Linked DNA regions of Homo sapiens: regions 1 and 2 are each linked to region 3. A link is an interaction called in ENCODE POLR2A ChIA-PET data of the cell type or tissue named here. Cell type or tissue: OCI-LY7. All regions are shown on one strand. Links, peaks and the distances in the headings refer to the core of each region. The heading gives the core; the rest is flanking DNA.

Region 1 (5,000 bases), core at 1-5,000, 270 kb after region 3:
TGTGTATTTATTCATTTATTCATTTTTTTTTCTGTATACAGGCATATTCAATTGAGATTGTACCTCATAATATTTCTAAATTGCTTTTGCAAATTTACAGCACTTTATATCTATATATACTCTATCTTTTAAAATAATTCTTTTTTTCCTTTTTTTTTTGAGATGAAGTCTCACTCTGTTGCCCAAGCTGGAGTGCAGTGGCACGATCTTGGCTCACTGCAACCTCCACCTCCCAGGTTCAAGTGATTCTCCTGCCTCAGACTCTTGAGTAGCTGGGACTACAGGCATGCACCACCATGCCCGGCTAATTTTTGTGTTTTTAGTAGAGATGGGGTTTCACTATGTTGGCCAGGCCGGTCTTGAACTCCTGACCCTGTGATCTGCCCGCCTCGGCCTCCCAAAGTCCTGGGATTACAGGCATGAGCCACTGCGCCCTGCTTAAAATAATTCTTATAAGAAATATAGCCTTTTTTTAAATTGAATCATGTACTATGATAATCTGATTGTTATTATGAAAAGGCAGATAATTGTGGTAGAGAATATTTAAAAGTCTTACAAAATAAGGTTATCTTGGATGAAAACATGCCTGTTCTTAACTATAATACAATTTATACAAAAAAAATTTAAGTACAAATGAGAGTTTAGGAAGGATGCGAAAATCAGAATTCTTTCAACCCAGATTCCCATAGACTGGTTCAAGAAAAAAGTGAAAATCCCTTTTAGAGTACCTTTGGATTTCCTTTACTGTGATGTAAGATTCTGCTTAGAGAACAAATGGAGAAAGCTGAGACAAACCAACCATAAAACTATTTTTCTGCAGGCAAGAAAGATAAAATAACTCAATACAAAATATATAAATTGACCTTTGTTTTCCTTTCTTTTTAATACGTTTACCTTTCAAGCCCAAGAAGATGAAAGGATTGTTCTTGTTGACAACAAATGTAAGTGTGCCCGGATTACTTCCAGGATCATCCGTTCTTCCGAAGATCCTAATGAGGACATTGTGGAGAGAAACATCCGAATTATGTATGTGGCATTCCATATTCCTTTTTTTCCTGTTCTAAGCAGAGATACTTTCTGACACTGAGCATTGTTTGAATGTAACACCTGCCTCTTTACTCCCCTTTTTGCTGTGTAGCACTTTACATGAGTAAAGAATTGAGTCTTATGAATGAGCTTGAGGCAATTTTATTGAAATTAGGGGTAAGAATGAAAGATTACAGCCAATCTAAAATCAGTGGGCTACATCAAATTATAAACAAAGGTTGTAATCTAGTCATCAACATGCACTGTTTATATGGAGTTATTTCTATTCATTTATTTTTGTTTGCTTGTTTTTGAGACAGGGTCTCACTCTGTCACCCAGGCTAGAGTGCAGTGGCAAGATTACTGCTTACTGCAGCCTCGAACTCCCAGGCTCAAGTGATCCTCCTCAGTAGATGGGACTACAGGCATGCACCACCCCACACCTGGATAATTTTTTATTTTTCTTTAGAGACAGGGTCTCACTATGTTGCCCAGGCTGTTCTCGAACTTCTGAGCTCAAGCGATCCTCCTGCCTTGGCCTCCCAGAGTGCTAGGATTACAGGCCTGAACCACCACGCCTGGCCAAGTTATTTCAATTTGAATCAGAACTTTCAGTTGCCTTTGATCAGTTCAAACTGAAACTTCAGATAACACTAAAGCCTTATTTTGTACCATATATAGATAACTGAGTCTTTTATACTGTAACCAGATGTCTGCATCGAGATAAGGCAGACTGATCACATTAATTTGATTTGATCTCACTTTTAGATTGGATTTCAGATATTCATTTCATTTCACACACAGTCCAGAGTTATATGCTATACAGCTCTTTTTCAATAGCAAGAATGCTAATACTATTTGAGAAATTAGATTTCTATTGGATCCAATCAGTTATAAGTTTTCCTTGTAAACCACTCCTACCTTAATAGTTTTTCCCCAATCAAATCTCCTATAGAAAGAGAACAGAGCATTCCATTCCATTCAATCAATGGAAAAAGTATAATGTGTTTAAGAATTTTGTTTTAAGTTCTGTCTGGGACACTTAATAGTTGTGTGTTTTTGTATGCAAGTTACTAATCTACTTTGAACTTCAACTTTTTCATCTTTAAATGAGGAAAAAAATCATGCTTAACTCATAGGATTATTGTAAAAATAAATAGAGAATATTCCTTTTAGAGCTTATATATTTCTGGGACATATTAAAAAATATTTACTATTATTTATTCACCTAATCTATGTGCCAATTATTGTCACCATCCTGCTTAAAAGTCTTGTGATGGTTTCCCCAACATTGACCTTAGGATATATTACAAATGCCTTGGCCTGATCTACAAAGCTTAGCATAACTCTCAAGATCATCCATTGCCACTTTTCTTTTACTTCATGTTTAAAAATTCAGCACTACTGGGGCTGGGCACGGTGGCTCATGCCTGTAATGCCAGCACTTTGGGAGGCCGAGGCGGGTGGATCACCTGAGGTTAGGAGTTTGAGACGAGCCTGGCCAACATGGTGAAACCCCGTCTCTACTAAAAATACAAAAATTATCCGGGCGTGGTGGCAGGTGCCTGTAATCCCAGCTACTCGGGAGGCTGAAGCAGGAGAATCACTTGAACCCGGAAGGCGGAGGTTGCAGTCAGCCAAGATCATGCCATTGCTGCACTCCAGCCTGGGGGACAAGAGCGAGACTTTCTCAAAAAAAAAAAAAAAAAAAAATTCAGCACTGCTGTAGTGTCTCTATTTCCCCACATTCACAGTGCTTTTACATCTGCTAGTTCCTCTGTTTGAAGAACTCTGTCCCACCCCTCTTAGCCTAGTTAACTCCTTCTCAATGTGCATGTCTTAGTTCAGCCATCACTTCCTCTAGGAGGTTTTCTTTGACCACTCAGATCCTGCCCACATAGCTTCGTGTTAGGGATAGAATAGCTGGAGTAGTGGGTAATTGGAAAGAATGGCATACATGACACTGGCACTTAAGCCATGTTGAAGAGTGTCTATCTTACGTTTAAACCTCCAGGAGATTTTTAAAATCTCCTCCATGATCTTCTAATTCATCTTTTTATTTTATGAAATGATTCTTTTTATATTACATTGTTTACTGAAATCAGATAATTCAGATATTTCATGACACTTTGCCTGATGTGTTGATCTTCTGTTCTGATTTCTGAAAGTATATTGCCATTGCTGTGCCATTATGGTATTATTATTATTATTCTTATCATTATTTTGAGATGGAGTCTCCCTCTGTCACCCGGGTTGGAATGCAGTGGTGCGATCTTGGCTTACTGCAACCTCTGCCTCCTGGGTTCAAACAATTCTCCTGCCTCAGCCTCCCCGAGTAGCTGGGACTACAGGCACGCACCACCATGCCCAGCTAGTTTTTTTTTGTATTTTTAGTAGAGATGAGGTTTCACCATGTTGGCCAGGCTAGTCTCGAACACTTGACCTCAGGTGATCTGCCCACCTTGGCCTCCCAAAGTGCTGAGACTGCAGGCATGAGCCACCGTGCCTGGCTTTTTTTTTTTTTTTTTTTTTTTTTTTTTTTGAGACAGAGTCTCACTCTGTTGCCCAGGCTGGAGTGCAGTAGCATGATCTTGGCTCACTGCAACCTCTGCCTCCCAGGTTCAAGCAATTCTTCTGCCTCAGTCTCCCTAGTAGCTGGAACTACATATGCACTCCTCATCGCCTGGCTAATTTTTGTATTTTTAGTAGAGACAAGGTTTCATCATGTTGGCCAAGCTGGGCTTGAACTCCTGACCTCAAGCAATCCACCTGCCTCAGCCTCCCAAAGTGCTGGGATTACAGGCGTGAGCCACCATGCCGAGCCTGCCATTATGGTATTATTCCCAACTCCATTACTTACTAAAATGATGTGACTTTGGGCAAGTTACTTAACTAGCCTTTTTCCTAAACTTTAAAAAAAGGGATAATTATGCATGTATGAATTTATACACATATACTTTATAGGGTTGTGAGGATTAAATACAATAATTCATAAAAGAACAGTGTTTGGCTTATAGTAGCCTCTCCTTTTTCTGATATTACTAGAGTCTTTACAGTCTTATTAAGAATAGTTTCATTCATTCATTCAACGAATGTTTATTTAGTAACTGCCAAATATTAAGGGTTGGTGGTGGGGATAAAACAGTTTATTTAAAATATAGTCCATTTCTTAAAAGAATTTATAGTCTAACAGGAAACCGTAAACAATTAAAACGGCAATTACAATTCTGTATTGTAAGTGCTATGATAGGAATGGGCATGGGTTGTTATAGGAGTACTGAGGAGGGGCACCCAGTCCAATCCTGGGGGAGAGGAGAAGGGTGGCAGTGGGAGGCAGGAAAGGGTGCTTGGAATAAGTGGTGGGATGGATGATGGCTGTTAGCTCAATAGGAGTTTGCTGGCTAAATGTGTGTGGGGAGTGAGAGAATTAATAGGTGGGGCAGGTCATTCCAGGAAAAGGAAACAGGATTGCTGTGACGATTATATGAGATCATCACGTAATATGCTTAGCATAGTACCAGGCACACTGTAACCAGTATTATATGTTAGAACTGTTATTGTTAAGATGGGAGATGAGAAAAGCATGGTACGTTTGTGGAATTGCAAGTGATTGTTTACAGCTGGCATGCATTGTAGATGGTGACATTGTGAGAGATGAAGCTGGAGAGTTAGGGGCATATTAGGATACGTGCCTTCTATGCTATTTGAGGATACCCTGTTATCTGTGGAGAGACACTAGAGGTTTTAAGCAGAGAAGGAAATTAAGCTTGCATTTTTAGAAAGGATGTTTGGCAATAATGTGGCCAGTGGTTTGAAGGGGTCAAGACAAAAGGAAGACATTGTTACAATCTAGGAGAGGATAGTGGTGTCCTGAATTAAGGCAGTAATAATGAGAAGAGAGGCAAGTGGATGGATTTCACACATGAAAATAATTAGAATCAACTGGACTGTGAGATTGATTAGATATGTGACAG
Region 2 (10,555 bases), core at 2,430-7,429, 52 kb after region 3:
AGATAACTATTGGATGCTAGTGACGAAATAAATTTTAAAATAGGCATAATACAATGCTGCTCTGCTGTGACTTAAATTTCATTTTGTTATTTATTATTATTATTTGAGATGGAGTTTTGCTCTTGTTGCCCAGACTGGAGTACAATGGTGCAATCTTGGCTCAACTGTAACCTCTGCCTCCCAGGTTCAAGCAATTCTCCTGCTTCAGCCTCCTGAGTAGCTGGGATTACAGGCACGTGCCACCACGCCTGGCTAATTTTTTGTATTTTTAGTAGAGACGGGGTTTCAACATGTTGGTCAGGCTGGTCTTGAACTCCTGACCTCAGGTGATCCACCCACCTTGGTGTCCCAAAGTGCTGAGATTACAGCCATTGAGCCACTGCACCTGGTTGCTGTGCCTTAAATTTCATACAGTGTTGTATTAGTTTCCAATTGCTGCTGTAACAAATTACTATAAACTTGGTGACTTAAGTTTATTATCTTACAATTCTGGAGGTCAGAAATCCAAAATGAGTTTAACTGGGCTAAAATCAAGGTGTCATCAGGCTGTGTTTCTTCTGGTGCCTCTACAAGATGACCTGAAAGTTTCCTTGCATTTTCTAACTTCTGGAGGCTACTTGCATTCCTTGGCTCATGGCTCCGTTCCTCCTTCTTCAAGGTAAAACACCACTTTGTTAACAGTGATGATATTATGGAATGATTTTCATTTTCTTCTTTTAGCATTTTCTGATGGTGCATGTACTCCTTTTACAGCATGAAAAAAGAAAATAACAAGAAGCTTCTCTTCAGAAAATAGTTTAGAGTTCTGTGCCAGTGGACATAGTGCACATAGTACAGATCAGCAGGGATCAAGGCTACTGAGATCTACTTGGAACTAGATCATGACCAATTTTGTAGCCTAAGTAATAATCTTAGCTTGATCTGATGAGCAGTGAAGAACAATGGTGTTTTTTAAAGCATTAGGTTACCAGGTTTGTAATTTAAAAAGAAGCTGTAATGATAGACTGTATTAAAATAAGCTTTACTACTACTTTGTAATCACCCCATTTAGATTTGCGAAGTATAATTTAATTGTCTCTATTGTTAGTTTAGCCCATTTCTTTATACCATCAGCACTGATATTCAACTTTTAATTCATTTTTCTTGGCAGCATTTTTATTTATTTATTTTTCGAGATGAGGTCTCACTGTGTTGCCCCGGCTGGTCTCGAACTGCGGGGCTCAAGCAATCCTCCTGTCTCAGGCTCTTGAGAAGCTGAGACTACAGGCATGCCCAGCTAATTCTCTTTTCTATGCTATGAAGATAAAACATTTATTTTAGACCCTCATGGATAAATGGCTGCATTATTCATTTTTCGCTTAAGACATAAACACAGATGACAAAAGATATCTGGTTGGTAATATAACACTGCTATTTCCAGTGAACCAGGTGTTTTTCAGTGGAAAATTGAGGTGGGAAAAATTTCAGCAAACTTTCATTATTTGTTAGTCCTCAATACACCATCATATGATATAGTATCTTCTTGACATTTGGCCAGGGTAAAACAGTAGTACTTCAGTAAGTTTGATTCTGAGGGACAGAATCTAGGGAACAGATTTTCAGAAACACTATCCTAGGGTCAGCCGAAGTTGCTGGGGAAGGAACTCATAGTGTGGGAATTCTGCCACCATACCTACTTTGACACATGGACTACCAAGGGAAAACTCCTTATCTATCTATTTTATAGTAAGTATTTATTAGGTTTTGTGTGAGATTAATTTGAAGGAAAAGACCTCGAGTTTAAAATTTTGGAACATACTATACTAGTCCTTTTTATTTTTTATTTTTTTGTAGAGACAAGGGTCTTGCCATGTTGACTAGGTTGGTCTCAAATTCCTGAGCCCAAGCCAACCACCCACCTCAGCCTCCCAAAGTGCTGGGATTACAAGTGTGACACTGTGCCTAGCCCTTACACTAGCCCATTTTTTTTTTAGGGTGGCATTAGAACCTAAAGCTCCCTACTCAGTTTATTATGAAATAATGGGTAGACTAGTTGTCTAGCTTAGCTCTTCATTTATCCCCTTTGTTTTGTAATGGATCCAGTTGGCTGGGCAGATAAGAATTTAAAAGTTGGTTTCAAGAGCACATTAGGTATTTCAAATATTTAGGGACTAAAGGAAATTAATCAGTGTTCCTTAATAATTATCAACCTGTCTGAAAAAAATGTTGTATTTCAGAAACGGCTTGCTTTGGTTGGGCTCAGTGACTCATGACTGTAATCCCAACACTTTGGGAGGCCAAGGTGGACAGATCATTTGAGGTCAAGAGTTCAAGACCAGCCTGGCCAACATGGTGAAACCCCATCTCTACTAAAAATGCAAAACTTAGTTGGGCATTGTGGCACGAACCTGTAATCCCAGCTACTCAGGAGGCTAAGCCAGGAGAATCGCTTGAACCTGGGAGGCAGAGGTTGCAGTGAACCGAGATTGTGCCATTGCACTCCAGTCTGGGTGACAGAGTGAGACTCCATCTCAAAAAAAAAAAAAAAAAAAAAGTGGCTTGCTTCTACTACTGAAAGCAATTTACCATCATGATATAATCCAACAAACACAAATTATTATAGTTACTTTAAACAAAATATATGGTTATAATTTCTGGCTTTTAAAATTACTCAAAACACTTTCTTGAATATAAATAACAAAGTACAAGCAAAACAACAACTGGATTTATTTCTCATTCCTGACAAAAGTAATCAAGTCTTCTTATCAAACGGTACACTGAAAGGAGAAAAGCAGATTATTTACTTTTCACTATATTAACAGAATTCTATTCTCTTGCTCGAGAGTGTATTTTGTAATAAGCTCTTTTTAGTATAAGAATTTTACTTTTTAAAAAACTGACCAGTGACTACCAAGCAATAGATGAGTTCTGTCTACTCAGCATTAACCTTCCAAAAAATTCATCTTAATTTTACTTTACTAAAACGTTCTAATAAGTCAATGAAAAATCAGGCCTACATTTTGTATGAAATATGAGACTGTCTGTAAGTTTCTATTTAACTGCATGAAAGAAACACCATTTTATTTTTTTTAAGTGGAATGGCATAACTAAAGTCAAGGTTGCTTTCACACAAAACACACATTGTATTAACGGAGCATATCAACATTGCTGCAACTCGAACTCTACCTCTTATTCAGGTCTAAGCTAATGAAACTAAATTTCAAATAGAAAATATGATAGTTCTAAAAATATCTACTCACAGCAACCAGTTAACAAAGAAGGATCGGGCAAGATCATGCATTGGAATTGAGCAAATATGCATCTTTTCAATTTTTTTGAGATGATAGTGATTTTTATTTTCATTTCCAAAAACTACTTATCAGAGGGCCAGGCATGGTGGCTCATGCCTGTAATTCTAGCAGTTTGGGAGGCCGAGGAAGGCAGATCACCTGAGATCAAGAGTTCGAGACCAGCCTGGCCAACATAGTGAAACCCGGTCTCTACTAAAAATAAAAAAATTAACTGGGTATAGTGGCATGTGCCTGTAATCCCAGCTACTTAGAAGGCTGAGGTAGGAGAATCGCTTGAACCCAGGAGGCAGAGGTTGCAGTGAGCCGAGATCACGCCACTGCACTCCTGCCTTGGCAACACAGCAAGACTCCGTCTCAAAAAACAAACAAACAAACAGCAACAACAACAAAAAACTACTTAGCTGGGTGCGGTGGCTCACACCTGTAATCCCAGCACTTAGGGAGACAGAGGCAGGTGAATCGCCTGAGGTCAGGAATTCAAGACTAGCCTGGCCAACATGGTGAAACCCTGCCTCTACTAAAAATACAAAAATTAGCCAGGTGTGATGGCAGGTGCCTGTAATCTCAGCTACTTAGGAGGCTGAGGCAGGAGAATCACTTGAACCCAGGAGGCAGAGGTTGCAGTGAGCCAAGATCCTGCCATTGCACTCCAGCCTCGGTGACAAGAACGAAACTCCCTCTCAAACAACAGCAACAACAAAAAACTGGCCAGGCGCAGTGACTGATGCCTGTAATCCCAGCACTTTGGGAGGCAGGAGGCGAATCACGAGGTCAGGAGTTTGAGACCAGCTTGGCCAACATGGTGAAACCCCGTCTCTACTAAAGATACAAAATATTAGCTGGGCATGGTGTCACGCACCTGTAATACCAGCTACTCAGGAGGCTGAGGCAGGAGAATTGCTTGAACCCGGGAGGCGGAGGTTGCAGTGAGCCAAGATCTCACCATTGCACTCCAGCCTCGGTGACAGGGTGCGACCCCGTCTAAAAAACAAACAAACAAAACAAAACAAAACAAAGACTTATCAGAAGAATGGTAAAGGAACAGCAGCAGAGCCTGAGCAGGCAAATGTTTCCTGGTTTAATCTATCTTTGCCTTATTATTTTAGGGGAGCCAGTGCTCCCATCTCTGTCTACTAAAGTTTAAATCTTCAATTTTTGAAGATATATTAATTATTGTACAGTCTAAACTTGTTGCAACAGGGAGATCTAAAAAAATACGGTGGCATAAACAAGACAGACATTTATTTTTTTAAATTTTATTTTATTATCCTTTTTTTTTGAGATGAAGTCTTGCTCTGTTGCCATGCTAGAGTGCAATGGCGTGATCTCCGCTCACTGCAACCTCCGCCTCCCAGGTTCAAGCAATTCTCCTGCCTCAGCCTCCCAGAAACCAGTAGCTGGGACTACAGGTGCACACCACCACACCCGGCTAATTTTTTGTATTTTAGTGGAGACGGGGTTTCACCATGTTGACCAGGATGGTCTTGATCTCCTGACCTCGTGATCTGCCCACTTCAGCCTCCCACAGTGCTGGGATTATAGGCGTAAGCCATCCTGCGCTGCTGAGACATTTATTATCTTTCAATTTTTATTGAGACAGGATCTCACTCTGTAGCCCGGGCTGGAGTGCAGTTCACTGCAGCCTTGACCTTCTGGACTCAGGTGATCCTCTCACTTCAGTCTCCTGAGTAGCTGAGACTACAGGTGTGTACCATCATGCCCAGCTAATTTTTTTTTTTTTTTGAGACAGAATCTCTCTCTGTCACCCAGGCTGGAGTACAGTGACACAATCTCGGCTCACTACAATTTCTGCCTCCCAGGTTCAAGTGATTCTCCTGCCTCAGGTACCTGGGACTACAGGCAGGCACCACCACGCCCAGCTAATTTTTGTATTTTTAGTAGAGACAGGGTTTCACCATATTGGCCAGGCTGGTCTTGAACTCCTGACCTCGTGATCTGCCCACCTCGGCCTTTCAAAGTGCTGGGATTACAGGCATGAGCCACCATGCCTGGCCATGACCAGCTAATTTTTGGAATTTTTTTTTTTTTTTTTTTAAAGAGACAGGGTCTGGCTGTGTTGCCCAGGCTGGTCTCTAACTTCTGGCTTCAAGTGATTCTTCTATCTTAGCCTCCCCAACTGCTGGCATTATGGGCACGAGGCACCATGCCCAGGCTCAAGATAGATATTTATATCTCTTTCATCTAACAGTTCAAAGATAGGTAGTTCTGGGCTGGTAAAGAGACTGCCATCTTCAACATGCGGCGTTTGTTTCAGGGTCCAAACTGGCTTACTTTTGCATCCCAGCCAAAAGAATGGAGGAAAGGACAAGTTGAAGGAATGCCAATTTTTTTAAGGAAAAGACCTGCTAGCAGCCGAAATATCTTCTGCTCACATTTGAACTTAGACAAATGGCCACAATTAGCTGTAATAGTTTTGCTGGGTAGCCTAACAAAAATTCCAGAGTGTCATTAAAGAATTGACTATCATCAGTCTCTGCTCTAATAATTTAGGTGTAGTCAAGACACTTGATCAGAGTTGTCTAGTTGTAGTGGCTCCAGGAAAGACATTCCCCTAGAATGAAACCTCCAGACTTTGGAAAAACACACTTCAGGAAAGGAGTATCAACACTTTGAGGCTGAAGTCTGTTTGACCGCACTTCACATAATGTATGTCTGATCAATGATGTGCATCAGGACATTCTTGCTAATTTTTTAATTTGGGAAAAACATTCACTCCTATGACTAATATAGTTATCTAAGGATTTGCTTGAAGATGATCTGGGAGTGGGTGGTGACAGAAGTAGTATGTAAAAATGAAACAAGATCAGCCATGCGTTGTTAATTTTTGAAGCTGATGATAAGCACATGCAGATTTATGATACTATTATCTCTTCTTCCGCATGTGTTTTAACTTTTCCATATGACAAAGTTTTAAATGGAAATAAATAATAATAGCTAAAATCCATATAGGGAACTACAGATTTGTAAACCTTTTTCATAGGTATTATCTTCATAAGAACTGAATAAATTTCATGGCAATTGTGAGCATTCTCCTCAATTTATCTTAAAGAATGGAAAATATAATTAAACAGTATAAATGTATTTATGAAATTCAAACAAATGTTAAAAGAGAAAGTTTAAAAGTGCTTAAAAATCATAGTTTAACAGTTTGTCATCTTTTTATTATCTATTTTTATTATCTTCCTAGTTAAATCCCTTTTAAGAATAAAATTCAGCCAGGTGCAGTGGCTCACGCCTATAATCCCAGCACTTTGGGAGGCTGAGGCAGGAGGATTGTTTGAGCCCAAGAGTTTGAGATCAGCCTGGGCAATAGAGTAAGACCCCATATCTAAAAGAAATAAAAAATTAGCTGGATGTGGTGGCATGTGCCTGCAGTCTCAGCTACTTGGGAGGCCGAGGCAGGAGTGCTTGAGCTGGAGAGGTTGAGGCTGCAGTGTTGTGTGATTACACCACTGCACTCAGCCTGGTGATGGAGCAAGACCTAATCTCAAAAAAAAAAAAAAAAGAATAAATTTATACGATGTTATATTACAGCAATTTATCTTCTGGGAAGAAAGGAAGAGAGTAAAGAACATAATCCTGTGTTACAATGTGGTGTAGTGTGAAGAGACTGAGGTTTGGAGTTAGAAATCTGACTTAAGTCTTTATTCTAATCTACTAGCTTTGGACTTTGGGCATGCCACTTAATTTCACTGCATCTTGGTTTTCTGATTTAACAAGTGCTGTTAATATTTACTTTGTAGGACTGTATTGAGGATAGGTGCATAATAAATGGTAACTATCATTATAAATAAATAGATCTATTTCTTTTTCCCTTTTTGGTTGAGGTTCCCAAAGTAGTGTTTCAAGGAAAAATACTCTCCAATTTTCCTAGTCTCCTTCTAGCTTTGATAGAATTCTCAGTGTCCAAGTCTAAAAAAATGCTTTCTTAGTCTGTCTTGTTACAATAAGGTATACCTGAGGCTGGGTAATTTATTTATTTATTTATTTATTTATTTTTGAGACAGAGCCTTGCTCTGTCACCCAGGCTGGAGTGCAGTGGCGGCCATCTCGGCTCACTGCAAACTCCGCCTCCCGGGTTCACGCCATTCTTGTGCCTTAGCCTCCCGAGTAGCTGGGACTACAGCGCCCGCCACCACACCTGGCTCATTTTTTGTATTTTTAGTAGAGACGAGGTTTCACAGTGTTAGCCAGGATGGTCTTGATCTCCTGACCTCGTGATCCGCCCGCCTCGGCCTCCCAAAGTGCTGGGATTAGAGGCGCGAGCCACTGCGCCCGGTGAGGCTGGGTAATTTATTTAAAAAACAGGTTTATCACAGTTTCACAGGCTGTACAAGAAGCATGGTTTCGGTATCTGCTTCTGCTGAGTCCCTCAGGCTGCTTCCACTTACAGCTGAAGGCAAAGAGGAGCCGGCATGTGCAGAGATCACGTGGCAAGAGAGGAAGAAAGAGGTGGGGTGGGGGGGGTGTTTTTTTTTACAGGCTCTTTTTAACAACCAGCTATTGGGGAAACTGATGGAGTGAGAACTTACTTACCCCCAAGGTGGGGAATTAATCTGTTCTTGAGGGATTTACCCCATGACTCAAACACCTCCCATTAGGTCCTATCTCCAACATGAAGGATCAAATTTCAACATGAGGTTTGGAGAGGACAAATATCCAAATTATAGCAGATCCCTTGGCCGGGCATGGTGGTGCACCCCTGTAATCCTAACACTTTGGGAGGCCAAGACAGGCAGATCATTTGAGTCAGGAGTTAGAAACCAGCCTGGGCAATATGGTGAAACTCTGTCTCTACCAAAAATACAAAAAATTAGCCGGGCATGGTGGTGCACGCCTATAATCCCAGCTACTCAGGAGGCTGAGGCAGGAGAATCGCTCTAACCTGGAAGGTGGAGTTTGCAGTGAGCCAAGATCACGCCACTGCACTCTAGCCTGGGTGATAGAGCGAGACTTTGACTCAAAGAAAAAAAAAAACTCACAAATTATAGCAGATCCCTATACTAACATTAAGAAGAACAAAGAATTCCATCTATACAGCATTATCTGTTGGTCAGTGAAATAAGGGTTAGGGAAAGCAACCTAACTTTGCTTCCAACGTAAGCCACAGAAGTCTTACAAAAACATAGTCTTATTACTGTTTTAAATTTTTATTATTGCTGTTGTTTTTTGAGACAGGGTCTCAATCTGTTGCCCAGGCTGGAGTGCAGTGGTAGGATCTCAACTCACTGCAAACTCTGCCTCCCAGGTTCAAGGTTTCTCGTGCCTTAGCCTCTCAAGGAACTGGGATTAGGGCAAGCCACCACACCTGGCTAATTTTTTTTTTTTTTTGTAGAGATGGAGTTTTGCCATGTTGCCCAGGCTGGTCCTGAACTCCTGAGCTCAAGTGATCCACCCTCCTCGGCCTCGCAAAATGCTGGGATTACAGGCATGAGCCATCCCACCCAGCCCATAGTCTTATTACTGAATCCAAGAGAGAATCCTGATAATTATATGTCTCTGTCTCAACAGATACATAACTGTATTTACTTTGGGAAAAAAAAATAAGGAAGTGAAAGATGCATTTTAATGAGAAAGAGGTGTCCGTTTTCATGCTCTGTAAGCTCCATGCAGACTGCTGAAGTCTTTGTTCCTTTGAACCCTAAATTGGTTATCACTTTCCATTCTGATAAAAATATGGATGAGGGCCAGGCACGGTGGCTTATGCCTCTAATCCCAACACTTTGGGAGGCCAAGGTGGGAGGATCACAACGTCTGGAGTTCGAGACCAGCTTGACCAATATGGTGAAACTCCGTCTCTACTAAAAATGCAAAAATTATTTGGGCATCGTGGCACGCACCTGTAATCCCAGCTACTCAGGAGGCTAAGCCAGGAGAATCGCTTGAACCCGGGCGGCGGAGGTTGCAGTGAGCCGAGATTGCGCCATTGCACTCCAGTCTGGGCAACAGAGTGAGACTCCGTCTAAAAAAAAAGGCTTGCTTCTACTGCTGAAAGCAATTTACCATCATGAAATAATGCACCACCACACCCAGCTAATTTTTGTATTTTCAGTAGGTTTCACCATGTTGGCCAGGCTTGTCTCAAACTCCTGGACTTAGTCATCCACCCACCTCAGGCTCTCAAAGCGCTGGGATTACGGGTGTAAGCCCCCACGCCCAGCCCCTCAGTGGTTTGTTATAAATCTGGGCTTTAGTTTTTATATACATATGAATACATATGCATATATTTTGCATATATATTTTTCTTTTCTTTCTTTCTTTTTTTTTTTTTCTTTTCTTGAGATGGAGTCTCACTCTGTCGCCCAGGCTAGAGTATAGTGGTGCAATTTCAGCTCACTGCAACCTCCACCTCCCAGGTTCAAGCAATTCTCCCTGCCTCAGCCTCCTGAGTAGCTGGGATTACAAGCATCCACCACCACCCCTGACTAATTTTTGTATTTTTAGTAGAAACGGGGTTTCACCATGTTGGACCAGGCTGGTCTCGAACTCCTGACCTCAGGTGATCCGCCCACCTCAGCTTCCCAAGGTGCTGGGATTACAGGCATAAGCCGCCAAGCCCAGACTATATTTTTCACATGTATGAAAATAATAAACCCTTCTTCTTTTAAAAATTTCTATAAATTTGCGATTAATGATACATGACTGGAAAGCAGGGAAAATACATAAAATTTGACATTAATTTATCCTATTTAACTTTTAATCAGTATTGGGCCTCCTGTCTCTAAATTAAAATTTGACACGGATTAATATCATTAGCCTAGTCTTAGAAAGCTGTAGAGAGAGAAACATCTTACATATTCACTCTATTTTGTCAATGCTAAAGTATTTTAAAGTGAATTAAAGCGTATGATTTCACCTTTGAGTATGTCAGCATACATGTCTAAAAAAACTTCCTGCATACCAAAATAACATGGTCATAAAAAAATGAATAATTCCTTAGTATCATCTAAAACCCCAGTCCATATACAAGTTTTTCCATTTATTCTCTAAAATGTTTTAGGACCACACTTTGCATCAGGTTGTTATGTCCCTATGTGTGCCTCAGCTGGAAAGCACAGCTTGAAACAAAATTTTATATGCTGCTACTTTATAGAGAGCGCAGTCCGAAGACAGCAGGAGTGAAGGAAAAGGGAAGTGGAGGAAAGGAAACTAGTAGAGTGAATTTGAGGGTGCTGTTCCAAACCGACCACCACTTATATCAAGGGTGACTGATTGTTCCTCTAGGGCCATCTTCTGAGAGGTTG
Region 3 (10,555 bases), core at 2,816-7,815:
GGAGCAGGTCAAAAAACTCCAACATAGGTTTGTTCAAAAAGATCGAATGAGCCAGGCACGGTGCCTCATGCCTGTGATGCCAGTGCTTTCAGAGACCAAGGAAGGACAGCTTGAGGCCAGGAGTTCAAGACCAGCCTAGTGTTTTGCTGAAAGTTTTACTTTCAGTTTGGGTTTGAGGATTTGCAAGCAAAAGAAACCACAATATTACACTTAAATGCAGTTCAAAGAAAAGTTTAATGATTAGCATAGCAAAAGAGTATACTGGTGGCTCATGCCTGTAATTCCAGCAATCCCAGCACTTTGGGAGGCTGAGGTGGGCGGACTGCTTGAGCTCAGGAGTTCGAATACAGCCTGGCCAACATGGCAAAATTCTGTCTCTACTAAAAATACAAAAATTAGTGTACCGGCCGGGCGCGGTGGCTCACACCTGTAATCCCAGCACTTTGGGAGGCCGAGGCGGGCGGATCACGAGGTCAGGAGATCGAGACCATCCCAGCTAAAACGGTGAAACCCCGTCTCTACTAAAAATACAAAAAATTAGCCGGGCGTAGTGGTGGGCGCCTGTAGTCCCAGCTACTTGGGAGGCTGAGGCAGGAGAATGGCGTGAACCCGGGAGGCGGAGCTTGCAGTGAGCCGAGATCCCGCCACTGCACTCCAGCCTGGGCAACAGAGCGAGACTCCGTCTCAAAAAAAAAAAAAAAAAAAAAATTAGTGTACCAGGCATGGTGGTACACACCTGTAGTCCCAGCTACTCCAGAGGCTTGAGGTGGGAGAATCGCCTAAGCTCAGGAGGCAGAAGTTGCAGTGAGCAGTGCAAGGAGGCAGAAATTGCAGTGAGCCACTGCACTCCAGCTTGGGTGACAGAGTAAGACCCTGTCTCAAAAGAAAAAAAAAAAGAGTATAATGGTTAACTTAGCAAAGACTAAAGTGAGAGAAAAGGAAAATACACACACACACATTCACCAAGTTGAGGAAAATACCTACATTCAGATTAAGCAGTGTCGGGAAGTCCTAGAACAGCCATCTGGAGTTCCAACTGAAATGAGTTCCAGGCAATGTGTGCTTACTCCACAGGCGAGACTTCAGAGAGCAATCAGAGGGTCCCAGTTTATGTTGCCAAGCCGCTAACTGAAATTATCAGCTACGTGCAAATATGCAGCTCTAAAGGTTTAATTCATAATGCTTAATTTTTTACTTTGTGTGTCTTCGGATGGTATGAAACCTAGAGAATTGCCCAGATTCCCTAGGTTTGAGAAGTTCCACGGTATACTCCCTTTCTTATCTGAAGTTTTTCAGGACTGGTGGGTGTTTAATCTCCATGTAGGCTGTAGCCCACATAGGGTCATTTGTTGGTCAGAGGCCTAGCATTTCTTCTGAAGGCTGAACAAGACTAATACAATTTTAAACTCCTTATATCTGGGCAACATAGCAAGCCCTCATCTCTACAAAAAAATTTAAAACATTAGTCGGGCATACTGGCATGCACTGCACCTGTAGTCCCAGCTAGGCAGAAGGATCATTTGAGCCCAGAAGTGGGAGGCTACAGCTATGATCTGCCATATTCTAGCCTCGGCAACAGAGAGAGACCCTGTCTCTAAAAATATACATATAATAATAATAATTAATCTTAAAAATTAAAAATAATTTTTTTAATTATAAGAAAAGAATTTAAATATGTGTGAAGGTTAACTGGGGGAGTATTTGAGGATAAAAGACTAATGAATACATATGAAATTAAACAAAACAATTACGGAGACAGCATCAAGTTATGCATAAGAGGAAAAATAAAATTATATTCCAGGCTGGGTGGGGTGGCTCACACCTGTAATCCCAACACTTTGGCATGCTGAGACAGGCAAATCACTTGAGGTTAGGAGTTCGAGACCAGCCTGGCCAACATGGTGAAACCCTGTCTCTATTAAAAATACAAAAAAATTAGCCAAGCATGGTGGCAGTCGCCTGTAATCCCAGCTACTCGGGAGGCTGAGGCAGAAGAATCACTTGAATCTGGAAGGCAGAGGTTGCAGTGAGCCAAGATCGCACCACTGCACTCCAGCCTGGAGTGACAGAGCAAGACTCGGTCTCAAAAGAAAAAAAAAATTATATTCCAGTACTTGGCTCAACTGTCCACAGTGTTTACATAATATATATTGAAAAGTTGGCAGAATGGGGCCGGGCACAGTGGCTCATGCCTGTAATTCCAGCACTTTGGGAGGCTGAGGCAGGTGAATCACTTGAGGCCAGGAGTTCGAGACCAACCTGGCCAACATGGTGAAACCCCATCTCTACTAAAAATACAAAAATTAGCCAGGCACATGTGGTACATGCCTGTAATCCTGGCTACTCGGTAGGCTGAGGCAGGAGAATCACTTGAACCCAGGATGCAGAGGTTGTAGTGAGCAGAGATCGTGCCACTGCACTCCAGCCTGGGCAACAGAGCGAGACTTCACCTCAAAAATAAATAAATAAATAAAATAAGTTGCAGAATGAGAAGTATGTATGTGGTATTTGCAAAACTTTTTTTCTTCTTTGTAGAGACAAGATCTTTGCCATGTTGACCAGGCTGGTCTTGAACTCCTGGCCTCAAGTGCTCCACCTGCCTCGGCCTCAGAAAGTGTTGGGATTACAGGCGTGAGCCACTGCACCCAGCCCTATGTGGTAAGAGAGGGGTGAAACCTTTTCCTCCACAATAAGGATTCAATAATTGGCCAGGCACAGTGGCTCACACCTGTAATCCCAGCACTTTGGGAGGCCAAGGTGGACGGATCATAAGGTCACGAGTTTGAGACCAGCCTGGCCAACATGGTGAAACCCCATCTCTACTAAAAATACAAAAATTAGCCAGGCGTGGTAGCGGGAGCCTGTAATCCCAGCTACTCGGGAAGCTGAGGCAGGAGAATCGCTTGAACCCGGGAGGCGGAGGTTGCAGTGAGCCGAGATCACACCATTGCACTCCAGCCTGGTTGACAGAGCAAGACTCTGTCTCAAAAAAAAAAAAAAAAAAAAAAAAAAAGAGTTATTTTTATTACAAGCCCTATAGAACTATTTGACTCTAAATTAAACTACGTACATGAAGAACACTGACAAAAATAAAGTTTTTTAAGTTTGAAAGCCTAATTAAAACTAGTTTGAATGCTTAATCAAAACATGGTAATAAAATGGATTATGTATAGAAATGTTAGTAAACTGCTCTGTTTTTAAAACCTAAATATACTATATAATTGATATGGTTTGGTTTTGTGTCCCTACCCAAATCTCATGTCTTAGTGTTGGAGGAGGGGCGTGGTGGGAGGTAATTGGATCATGGGGATGGACTTCCCGCTTGCTGTTCTTGTGACAGTGATTTTGTTCTCCTGAGATCTGGTGGTTTAAAAGTGCTTAACACTTGCCCCTTTGTTCTCTCTCTCTCCTGTCACCATGTGAAGAAGTGCTTGCTTCCCTTTCCCCCTTCTGCCATGATTGTTAAGTTTCCTGAGGCCTCCCCAGCCATGCCTCCTACACAGCCTGTGGAATTGGGAGTCAGTTGAACCTCTTTTCTTTATAAATTACCCAGTCTCTGGTATTTGTTCACAGCAGTATGAGAACAGACTAATACAATAATATAGATATATGACCCAGCGTTCTTACAGTATACTATAGATAAGTCAAAACCATCTATACAAATGGAGACTTTTCATTCTAATGGCATCCTAATTAGCTAGCTGGTAGCTGCTACTGCTATCATCCTTAGTGCTATTACCAAAATTGTTTCAAAAACATCCACATTAGAAACACTGCTACATTCAATCAATGTGATATACCAATGGCCCCTAAGGAAAACAAAAGCCAGAAACATGTACCACGTTGTAATTTACAAAACCAACAAGCAGCATGGGGCAGTGGAAAAACACAGACTGATGGAGTCCTATGGCTCTGGAATCACACTGCAACTCCACAATTTAGTGAGAGAGTTGATTTACTTCCCAGCCTCTCTAGAACCTTATTTGCCTCATCTACAAAATGGAGAGACCAGCATGCTGCAAGAGTTTTCCCAAGGATTAGAAATCAGAAAATAAAATACTAGTGCAATGCCTGGCACAAAGATCAATAAAACCCATTTACTATTATTATTTAACTCAGGCATTACCTACTTCATGTGGTTAAAAAAAAGAAAGAAAAAGAAAAAAATTCCTTGATTTTTGCTGTTGGATCACCTAGACTGGAAATGCTGATCTGTCTAGTACTAGTTACGTGATTCCAGGTAAGCTATTTAATTGCTTGACTGCAATCATTTTGATTGCAAATCATATAATCTACATGATGGATGATATGATTTCTCTTATAATCTGAAAATTAAATTATATATATAGAAATATAGAGCACCACTTGGCATACAATCGATATTCAATAATTAATACCAGCTAAATAGATCTGTACCATCTCTTTATCCTTGGTAGCTACTAGAGGCCTGCTCCACAGATACAGGCTTGAGTTATATCTACATATTGTACATTTTTAACAAGAAACTGCGAAAAGAGCAGAAAACCAGCCAGGTGCAGTGCCTCATGCCTACAATCCCACTAGTTTGGAAGGCCGAAGTGGGAGGATTGCTTGAGCCCAGGACTTCGAGACTAACCTGGGCCACACAGTAAGACCACGTCTGAACAACAACAACAAAACTTAGCCAGGCATGGTGCATGTGCCTGTACTCCCAGCTACTTAGGAGACTGAGATGGGAGGATTGCTTGAGCCCACGAGTTCGAGGCTGCAGTGAACTACCATCGCCCCACTGCACTCCAGCCTCAGAGTGACATCCTGTCTCTGAAAGGTGGAAAATTGTCTTAATGTCATAAAATTCAACTAAAATAAGACACTTGGAATTCTTGGTAATCAAAATTAGTCTCACCAGAATGTATTTATACAGTTGACAAAGTGTGACCTCAGAAAATCATAAAACCCAAAGCAAATATTTCATCTAAAAACAAAGAGGCTGGACTAGAAATTTTTCCAACCCTAAAAAATCACTAAAGGTAATCTATTTATTCAGAGGTCTGATCTCATTCTGACCAGTTCCACAAGCCAATCATAAATCTTCTCTAACATGTTTAGGAAGAAAGCCTGCATGTTGTCAAATAAAAACTGTTATTTTATGAATAAGAAAAAGAGACACAAAAGTACGATGATTTTGCCCAAATTATAAGTTTTGTAACTACCACCACCTAAAGTCTAAGTCCTACCTCTTTGAGCCTGATTTACAGGGGCATACACAGTTCTAGACATATTCTTTCAGAATGTAACTGCAAATCATAAGAAGACTTGAATTATTCTATACAACTGAGCCAAAACATTTATTTCATTAAAGCTAATTTCATTCTCCCCTTTCTGTCTGGGAAGCTAACAGATCTTTCAGATCACCAATGCTTTAAGCATGAGCTTATGGTACCCAAGCACAGGACAACCATGATTTCTCTAAACAAAGTCTAACAAAAGCAGCTAGTGGTTATCAGTGTGATGTCAGGAAAGGCCCACTGTGAAAGTAATATACAGATGCAATCAAACCTGGGACACAAGGCAGAGAAACAGCTGTGTTAAAAAAAAAAAAAAAAAAAAAGGAAAGGTACAATTAAAAATGTTTAAAGAAGTCCCTTTAGTGCTAATACAGTCAACTGCAAAAGTGACATTTCACATTATTTGAGACGTTGCAATGCTCCCCAATACCTAGAATGGGTTTCGACTCTGACCATTTAAACTAAGAGAGGATAACAGAAATAAGTGAAAACCATCAGAGGGAAAAAAAGAAAAAAATGCACAAAACTAAATGCAAAAATCCTCCCTCTTCCTCTTTTTGAAATAAGTGAAATGCAAGCACAGTTGTCAGACCTGACATTTAAAAAAAGAAAAAATTCATTAAGCTACCAGGGTTTCACACATACAATCATGCACAGTATTTACTGATTTTACTAATAAAAAAAGGTAGAGTGTTCTGAGTTGTTGTAACATATAAATTACTCTTAATAGTTCAACTTGTAAATACTCAAAAATAACAAGCATGCCATAAAAGCATATTCTTCACATGCACTAGCAATTGGACACGACTGTTTACTCATACTTTGGGGAAAGAGTTACTAAAAGAAAAAAACTCTTCATCCTGAAATAATCAGAAACTAAAAACCCTGGCATAGCTTTCTAACAGACTCCATGAGAAAAGCAATAAAAGAATTAAGAGAAGTAAGTGAAAAGTAACTTTAAATCTACCCCCAGAATTTAGTTATTTTTAGAGCTCCACATATGCCATCTGCCTCCCAAACATGTTTATGTACACTAAATTATCAGTTTATTGCCTGTAGTAAAATATCAAAAAAAAACTAAGAAACAAGATATACACTGAGTTAAATATCTCAGTTTGTGAAATCCACCCTTATAGACTATACTATATGCTAATTTCGAAAAAAGCATTATTTTTCTAGTAAATTGTTAAAACTTCATTTTAAATCTAAATTTTAAATTTTAAAACTTCATTCTGGCCAGGCACGGTGGCTCATGCCTGTAATTCCAACACTTTGGGAGGCTGAGACGGGTGAATTGCTCAAGCCCAGGACTTCAAGACCACCCTGGGCAACATAGGGAGACGCTGTCTCTACAAAAAATTTTAAAAATTAAGGCTGGGCGCAGTGGCTGTATTAAGGGAGGCCGAGGCGGGCGGATCACAAGGTCAGGAGATCGAGACCACGGCGAAACCCCGTCTCTACTAAAAATACAAAAAATTAGCTGGGCGCAGTGGCGGGTGCCTGTAGTCCCAGCTACTCGGGAGGCTGAGGCAGGAGAATGGCGTAAACCCAGGAGGCGGAGCTTGCAGTGAGCCAAGATCGCGCCACTGCACTCCAGCCTGGGCGACAGAGTGAGACTCCATCTCAAAAAAAAAAAAAAAATTAGCTTGGTGTGGTGACGTGTACCTGTGGTCCCAGCTACTCAGGAGGCTGAGGTAAGAGGATCATCTGAGCCCAGGAGGTGGAGGCCACAATAAGCAGTTGTTGGGCCACTGTGCTACAGACTCAGCCACAGAGCAAGACCTTATCTCCAAAAATAAAATAATAAAATTAAATTGGCCAGATGCAGTGGCTCACACCTGTAATCCTTCGGGAGGCCAAGGTGGGCAGATCACTTGAGGTCAGGAGTTGGAGATCAGCCTGGCCAACATGGGAAAATCCCTTGTCTACTAAGAACACAAAAATTAGCCGGGCGTGGTGGCACACACTTGTAATCCCAGTTACTTGGGAGGCTAATGCAGGAGAAACACTTGAACCTGGGAGGTGGAGCTTGCAGTGGGCCAAGATCACGCCACTGCACTCCAGCCTGGGTGACAGCAAGATTGTCTCAAAAAAAAAAAAAAAAAAGAAAGAAAGAAAAGAAAAAGAAGAAAAGAAATACAGGGGACAGAAATTATTTGGAAGTACCTTTACTATTATCTTGTTTATTTGGCATTAATTTTAAAAGTCCAAGAAGCTTTCATGACTCTTTTTCTTAATGATGCAATGATAGTGGGAATGCAGGGAAATGAGCACTCTCATTCCCTGGTAGAGGGAACACAATTTACAGGGCACATTGGAAAATAGGAAACTTGTGCCTGGTATATGACAATCCTGTAAAGAAGGTCTCTACAAAACTATGTGATAAAGATACAATAAATAAGGCTGAGTGCAGGGGCTCACGCCAGTAATATCGGCATTTTGGGAGGCCAAGGTGGGAGGATCACTTGAACCTAGGAGTTCAAGACAAGCCTAGGTAACATAGCAAGACCCCGTGTCTATTAAAAAAAAGTTTTTTTATTATAAAAATCCAATAAATAGGTATTCTAAACTCTTCTGTGCACAGTAGCCACCTTTTAATATTTTCCCTAAAATCTTTACAATGGAAAAACATACAACAGACTGAGGAGAATCACTCATACTCTCACCACCCGTGATGAAATTCTTGAAAATGTCAGGCCACGTGTGGTGGCTCATACCTGTAATTCCAGCACTTTGGGAGGCTGAGGCGGTGGATCACGAGGTCAAGAGTTCGAGACCAGCCTGAACAACATGGTGAAACTCCATCTCTACTAAAAATACAAAAAATTAGCCGGGCATGGTGGCACGCGCCTGTAATCCCAGCTACTCAAGAGGCTGAAGCAGGAGAATCGCTTGAACCCGGGAGGCAGAGGGTGCAGTGGGCCGAGATCACACTACTGCATTCCAGCCTAGGTGACACAGCAAGACTCCATCTCAAAAAAAAAAAAAACAAAATTCTTGAAAATGTCATTGATTAGTCAGGAAAAAAAATTGTTACTAAGAGGCACTATGCTAGGTGGTAGAGATTTAAAACAAACATTTTTTGAAAATGCCCCATCTTCAAAGAGATCATACACATGACAGTGGGTGGAGTACAATGTCTTTTTGGAAAGGACTATGATAAGGACTATAAAGGGCACTGAAATGGTATCTAACAAACTGGGAAGGGGGCACAGGCCAGGGAAAAAGTTGGCTCCTGAGCTAAAGAAATGGGGGTGGGGAGGAGAAGAATAACAGCCAGAATAACAGGAACGGCATTTACAAAGGCAGAAAGATGGAGCAAAGCAGGTTGAGAGAAATGCAAATAAAATCACTGAACACTGTGGGGGAGGGATGTTAGAGCAGGAAGGCACGGATGAGGCTGGAGTGGTAAGCAAACATCTCAGGGAGGCCTTCTATGCCTTGGAGTTTTGCAGACCACTTCCAGCCCATTCCAATATCTACCTGAAATGCCCAAGTGAACTACAGGAAGCGAGTGCACCGAAGGATTCCTACCACTTCCCCTCCATGTTAAAAACCAAGATGCTAAAGTGGAACAGCAGTGGCAGCAATGCCAAGAACAAGCAGGGGAGGCCCCCGCATCCACACAATAAAAACAGCATCTGACTAAAAACCGGAAGCTCAATTCGGCAAAATTCTTGCTGTTTTGAATAGGTGAATGCACTACACATATTTATAACTGTGGTATTGACGGCAATTTTTTTTTTTTTGAGACAGATTCTCACTCTGTTGCCCAGGCTGGGGTACAGTGGCATGATCTCAGCTCACTGCAACCTCCGCCTCCCAGGTTCAAGCGATTCTCCTGCCTCAGCCTCCCAAGTAGCTGGGATTACAGGCGAGTGCCACCATGCCTGGCTAATTATTGTATTTTTAGTAGAGACGGGGGTTTCATCATGTTGGCCAGGCTGGTCTCGAACTCCTGATCTCAGATGATCTGCCCACCTTAGCCTCCCAAAGTGCTGGGATTACAGGCATGAGCCACTGCGCCTGGCTGACAGCAATTTTTTTCTTTATATTCCTAATTTTTGATGAACACAGACTGCAATTATTTCACACATACACCCAAGAAAGTTTGTATACTCAATGCAATATCTTGCAGTGCAAGGGTCTTTAACCATCATTAGCCAGTGGACTTGGAACTGAGAGTTTAAAACAACCATTAAGGAGCACATCTATGTAACACGCTGGTCTCCAGTGCTAAGATTCTTGAGGACAGAGACCGCATCTTATTTCTTTTTTTTTTTTTCTTTTTTGAGACGGAGTCTTGCTCTGTTGCCCAGGCCGGAGTGCAGTGTCACAATCTCGGCTCACTGTAAGCTCCACCTCCTGAGTTTGCGCCATTCTCCTGCCTCAGCCTCCCAAGTAGATGGGACTACAGGCGCCCACCACCACGCCCGGCTAATTTTTTTGTATTTTTAGTAGAGACGGGGTTTCACCGTGTTAGCCAGGATGGTCTCGATCTCCTGACCTCATGATCCACCTCCCAAAATGCTGGGATTACAGGCGTGAGCCACTGCGCCCGGCACATCTTGTTTATTTCTAAACCCCTTCCTTTCTCCTCCCACCACCAGCAAGCACCTAACACTTCGCTTTTACACACAGGAGGTGTTCAATAAATGTTCATTTTATTATGCAATAATGCCATACATTTGTAAGACAGCTAAACAAAAAACTGGAATGCACAAACAGTTTATACACTGGGCTTGGGAATTTCATGAGTGGAGATAATGACAGTGTTTATACAGGACTCTGGTTTATGAAAAGCTTTCATATACATTCTGTCATTCAAGTCTCACATTAACCCAATGGAAGAAGCATTCGTTACCCTCCAGTAGGCAGAGGAAATAGAAACTAAGAAATTAAGTCATCTGCCCAAGGTCACATAGCTAGTGACAGACCAAAGACTCTGAATCTCGGATTTCCTCACTCATAGGCCACTGTTCTCTCCCATGACAATCTTCAGTTAATTAAAAAAAAAAAAAAAATGGCTGTAATCCCAGCACTTGGGAGGCCAAGGTGGACGGACTGCTTGAGCCCAGGAGTTCAAGACCACCTGGACAACATGGCAAAACCCTGTCTCTACAAAAGATACAAAAATTATCCAGGCATGGTGGCACACACCTAAAGTCCCGGCTACTCAGGAAGCTGAGGTGGAAGAATCACGAGCCCAGGAGGTTGAGGTTGCAGTGAGCTGAGAAGATACCACTGCATTCCAGCTTCGGTGACAGAGTGAGATCCTGTCACTCACA

Evidence for each region. ChIA-PET counts read pairs that join two places held together with the same protein. Peaks named below come from ENCODE experiments on the same cell type or tissue, not always from the same donor. Only the 100,000 strongest peaks of a DNase experiment are listed, where the experiment ranks them.
Region 1: POLR2A ChIA-PET joins it to region 3 with 5 read pairs; 6 of 35 experiments call an interaction of 5 or more read pairs at or near these places.
Region 2: POLR2A ChIA-PET joins it to region 3 with 5 read pairs; 4 of 35 experiments call an interaction of 5 or more read pairs at or near these places.

What each region holds. Positions count from the first base shown.
Region 1 is chr4:70,658,118-70,663,117 of GRCh38, reverse strand. JCHAIN (joining chain of multimeric IgA and IgM) reads left to right here. Exons shown (of 4, transcript NM_144646.4): 2 at 903-1,026. Among named protein-coding and RNA genes, the nearest start is that of JCHAIN, 5.9 kb to the left of the region's middle. In OCI-LY7, for the core only: no CTCF peak of the experiment used is centred there; DNase peaks (open chromatin) are centred at 1,606 and 2,787; H3K4me3 peaks cover 4,868 bases; H3K27ac peaks cover 4,742 bases.
Region 2 is chr4:70,873,296-70,883,850 of GRCh38, reverse strand. No RefSeq gene overlaps it. Among named protein-coding and RNA genes, the nearest start is that of MOB1B, 24 kb to the left of the region's middle. In OCI-LY7, for the core only: no CTCF peak of the experiment used is centred there; no DNase peak of the experiment used is centred there.
Region 3 is chr4:70,926,001-70,936,555 of GRCh38, reverse strand. The region is part of intron 1 of MOB1B (MOB kinase activator 1B); the gene reads right to left. Among named protein-coding and RNA genes, the nearest start is that of MOB1B, 29 kb to the right of the region's middle. In OCI-LY7, for the core only: no CTCF peak of the experiment used is centred there; DNase peaks (open chromatin) are centred at 5,505 and 5,805; H3K4me3 peaks cover 1,738 bases; H3K27ac peaks cover 2,733 bases.